Regions from separate parts of the Mus musculus genome. Here region 1 is linked to region 2. Evidence: chromatin loops called from intact Hi-C (ENCODE). Cell type or tissue: heart. All regions are shown on one strand.

Region 1 (2,500 bases), 220 kb after region 2:
TTTAAACTGGGGGCTCTTATCTGTTGCCCTGGTTGCAGTAGATCTCATGGGATGCTTTCAGACTGTTGGGTCTTCAGTGGAGCAGTCAAGCTATTGTCGTGTGTGAGGATGTTCTCCAGGGGCATCTACAGACTATGATTTTTGTTTTCCTGTGTGCAGCAGAACTCCAGGAAGGCTCTCAGTCTGTCAGGTCTGTTGCCCTGCATGCCACAGAGTCCTTTGGAATTCTTCAGACTATGGTGTCTTTTGCCAAGTTTCCCTGTGTACAGAGGAGCTCCTGGGATACCTTCAAGCTGTGGTGACTTCAGGGAGCAGACCAGCTGGTGATCAGTTGTTTAGTTGTCCTGTGTGCAGCAGATCTCCTGGGATGCCTCAGGCTATAGTGTCAGTTACTCCACTGCTCTGAGTGCAGTGGATCTTCTGAGATAACTCAGGATATGGTACCTTCAGGGGAGCAGACTGGCTTGCAGACAACTGCTCTGAGTGCTTAGGATCTTCTGAGATGTCTCAGTATACAGTGTCAAGTGCTCTGAGTGCAGCAGATCTTCTAGGATGGCTCAGGATATGGTATCTTCAGGGAAGCAGACCAGTTAGCAGTTTGCCCCAGCAGAAAGGACCGAGCAGAAGGGGAGTGGTATTTGGGGGACAGGGATTTTGGTGGGTAATGGGTCCAGAGTCCACTGGGCTCCTAACAGCAGTCCTTGGACTTTGCAGGGGTGGGGGCAATGTTCTTACAACTGCTTTGAGTGCAGCAGGTCCTCTAGGATGGCTCAGGATGTAGTGTCTTCAGGGAAGCCTTGCTCATGTCTTTAATCCCAGAGGCACATGCAGGTTTATGTAATTGAGCTGGATGTCAGTATGGTCTATGCTACCCGTTCGAGGAAAGCAAAAGTTACATATTAATACCCTCACTTCCCATGTCTCAATAGCAGAGTTCAGAGCAGGACACAGAGAACCATTCAAGCCTACACAGGCAAAGCAAACTTGCAGAAAGGCATACCAGAAGCCAAACTCAATAAGCTGTACTTGCTCAGGTTAGTTTTCAGTAGTCTGGGTTCCAGTTGCCAATGACACAGCGTGGAGCAGCTGATGCAATCTTTGTCTCCATACAGCAACAGCATATCAGCAGCAGCAGCCAGCACCTGCTACTTGCACTGCTCTTGCCAATATTACAGCTCTTGGCTGCACTGCTACAGCACTTGGCCTCAAGTGCTGAGACCATTAGGCTGTCAGCTTTGGCCCCTCCCTGGAACTCTTCTAGGCATCAGACTGTGTAGTTTCTGTCATTGGCTCCTCATGGCCTTCTGTCTTTCTTCAGTCTTACTTTTCACCTTAACCACCCTCAATGCTTCTTCTGTCCCTTGTCATCTATGTCCCCTCTGTTGTCCATCCTGTCTCTCCACAGCCACTCCCTGGAATACTTCAGTCACCATGTTGCTGACAGTGTTGCTGTTTCTGCTTCTGCTCATTCACTATCACCCACATATTCACATATTTCCCCATTGGTGCTGCATCATGTTGTCAACCCAGCTGACTCCACTTACTATAAAAATCCAAAGCCAGCAGATCAAACAGACAGACATGCAGACAAACACAGTCCCTTGAGATAGTACTACCCTTGGACCTAATGTAATAGCACCAGAAACAGAGTATGTAAGTGGATTCCAGCTCACAGGAACAGTGGAACAGTTTCTTCCAATAGACAAAAATGTGGAGGAGTCACAATATGTGAACTCATAGTATCATCTATAATGAGGGACTCTGTTTACACTAATCATAGCATAGCCCTTTTGTTTTCACACTGATCATGGCCACCTGGTGGGCTTTCAGAACTGACCATGGCCACCTGGTGGGCTTTCAGAAGTTCCTCCTCTTTTTGAGCTGGGCTAGTGCTTTGGCAGTGCACAGTGTTATCAGTTTTTATCTGTGGTTTGCTCTTGCCCTGTGTGGAGGGTTGGGTCATTTTCTCTTGTCTCATTTGAGGCCTATGGCATGCAGGCTTGGGTATACCTGCCTTTTCATGTCTGTGGCATAGTGATGAGGACAATAGTTACATGATGGCCTAAAATGAATAGAGGCTTCAGAGTCTGTGCTGCCAAGGGTTGTCCAGATTTGTGCTGCAAACTGCACCAACTAGAAGGTCCCTTCAGGATGAAATCCCATGAGCAGACATTCTGACAACAACATATAAGTATATTTTAAACCCCATGACACTTGATATCCCTTGTATATAAAACTGAAGCTTCCTTTGGAAAGAACTATCAAATTGTTTTTTAATTTTTGTAATGTGAAGGACATGGGTAATTATCTTTCTCAGCTGTTTTTCTGTATTTATCATGTACTTAGATATTTGTTCAGCTAAAGAGGTTTAAATTAAAAATATGAAGGTATGACTGAGTAAAACATATGTGTGAGTACACACATGTACACACATGCACACACATGTACACACATACTCATACACACAAGTACACACACACATTTGCAGACGTGGCAATTT
Region 2 (2,500 bases):
TTCCTCTTCCTCTTCCTCTTCCTCTTCCTCTTCCTCTTCCATTTCCTCCCTCTCCCCCTCCCTCCCCCTCCCCCTTCCACTCCCTTTCTCCCTTTCTCCCTTTCTCCCTTTCTCGCTTTCTCCCTTTCTCCCTTTCTCCCTCTCGCCCTCTCTCCCTTCTTTCTCCCTGTCTTGGATCCTAGTCAAAAACCTAAGCTTTTTTTTTTGCTCAGGATTTTGTCTGAAGGCGACCCTGTGCCCTCGCCTTATACCATGCAACTGCTTTGGTAAATATGAAAACTCTGTTGAATCCAAACTCAAAACGGAGTAGCTTTTTCTTCTACTTAACTATCTTCCTCCTGCCTTCAGCTTCGGAGATTTGCAGCTTGCCTGTTTTATTTTATTCCCCCCCGCCCCCCCGCCCTTGGAGACTGTAATAGAATGATCCTCAAAATTCCTTCTGTACCCATTTTAAGTCTTTTATTAGCAAGACTAAGACCCCTAAAAGGGAACTGTGAATTTCCTTGATAATTCAAAGGCAAGAAAAATTAACGATAGCCAGTGAAAGTGAGACTGTACCTTATAAGATTTTATTTTCAACAACTAGCATATATTCTTCTCTCATGAGTGAGCTGCTTGACAGATCACTATTAAAATTACTTGAGAGATTAGACCATCCTTTTTTATTCCTGTAAAGTTAGCATAAAAATGTATTTTATAGTATTTATGTATATTTCATATATCTACATATATTCATATGCATATGGAAATACTATTATAAAATACTTTACTTTTATATATGATATATTAAATATGTATATGTGTATACATATATATTCCATAGTATACACTCTTCCTCATCATTCTCCTTCAATGCCCTTTCTCCCTGTTGTTCTCTGATTAACCCCTTCCTCCCAGATCAATAGTTCTCTCTTTTATATGCATGTCTCCTGGATTCCATTACTAAACTATGTTTTCCCTCTCTTGACATCTCTTCCTTCCATCTTATGATCCTCCTTATAATTTCAGGATCACACACACACACACGCACACGCACACGCGCGTGCATGGGTGTGGGGGGTAACAGAAAGATGAATTTTTATAGTCTAATAAGATGCTGTGGTATCTATCTGTATGAGTCTAGCTTATTTTGCTTAACATTTGTTTTTAAAGGACAATTTATTTTGTTCTAGCCTGAGTCTTAAAAACTAAAAAGATGATTCTCTTGCAGCTGTTTCGTTTTCCCTTCATGAATGTGGCTGCACTCTGAAAATTAAATACCTAAAATGACCAGCAGAGGGTGTGTGTTGGTCCTGGTGATTTCCTTCCTCTAGTAACACTAGCCTTACCTAGTCTCACACACCTGTCCTTTCTCCAGTGCACTCTACTTCACCCAATGTCCCAATGTTTGTCATTTCCAAGAAGTCCCTAATTTTTTCCATTACTTATATAGTCTTCCCTAGCAAATGTATTCTGAGGTCCCAACGATTCAGATTTGGAATGTCTTAGCCTATTTCAATTTTGTTTTCTTGTCTATGTCACTGTTTCTCAAAAGTATATATTGTACTAACTCCATCCATAGGAAAGGAAAATGTTAACCTTAAAATTCATAATCAGTTTGTTTCTTGTTCCGTGACTAAGAAGCATCAGCTTAAGACATTCAAATTCAGTCTTGAGAAAATCTTTTTGTGGACGATTATTACTGAGTAGAATTTTGCCTTCCTAACTTGTGAAAAATATTTCTAGATTGCCTTTGAATTAGATGCAATATTGAAGTACTTCTACAAAATTCACAATCTTGAGCATGTATCCAAATTCTCCTTTTAAGAAAATGGATCGGGCCGAGCGTGGTGGCGCACGCCTTTAATCCCAGCACTCGGGAGGCGGATTTCTGAGTTGGAGGCCAACCTGGTCTGCAAAGTGAGGTCCAGGACAGCAGGGCTATACAGAGAAACCCTGTCTCGAAAAACCAAAAACAAAAGAAAGAAAATGGACCACTGTTGAAGCATTCTGCTTAACTCTGTCTCAAAGCACCAGTCCTGTATTTACCGAGTCAGTATTATGCTTCCAGACCATTCCACCTTCTGAGTGGAGTTGTTAGATAGCTTTGGTGTCCCTTTTTATATTTATCAAAATGGTTCTTATAAAAAAAAAGCTCTCCACCCATATGTGTTGAATTGTGTTACTAGTATTGGCTACTTTTGTAATGCTGTGACCGATTCCTCACAATAAATGAATTGACAGAAAATTTTGATTTGTGATTACAATGGATATTGTGCATGTGTATGTAGCATGAGTATGACGTGGAGGGCTCCTCGTTTCTTTATGGTAAGGTCACAAAGAGTAAGTCCTGAGACCAGTCTGCTCAGATCAGCTCGAGGACTGCAGAGGATGAGCAAGCAGACTGCAGAAGCTACAGCTTCTGAGACAGACCCCCGTTTCGGGCTCCAGACATCCGGGCACCTTCCCCAACAGAGGAGAGGTGACCACCTGGGAGGGCTCTGACCACCAGAGCAGGTGA

The links. Peaks named below come from ENCODE experiments on the same cell type or tissue, not always from the same donor. Only the 100,000 strongest peaks of a DNase experiment are listed, where the experiment ranks them.
Region 1: it touches region 2 in a loop (2.2-fold over the local background); 5 of 42 quality-filtered maps call a loop at or near these places.

What each region holds. Positions count from the first base shown.
Region 1 is chr1:11,457,415-11,459,914 of GRCm38, forward strand. All of the region lies in intron 1 of A830018L16Rik (RIKEN cDNA A830018L16 gene), which reads left to right. Among named protein-coding and RNA genes, the nearest start is that of A830018L16Rik, 45 kb to the left of the region's middle. In heart, no CTCF peak of the experiment used is centred here; a DNase peak (open chromatin) is centred at 1,127.
Region 2 is chr1:11,232,799-11,235,298 of GRCm38, forward strand. All of the region lies in intron 35 of Prex2 (phosphatidylinositol-3,4,5-trisphosphate-dependent Rac exchange factor 2), which reads left to right. Among named protein-coding and RNA genes, the nearest start is that of Gm24173, 100 kb to the left of the region's middle. In heart, a CTCF peak has its summit at 1,269 (motif pointing right); no DNase peak of the experiment used is centred here.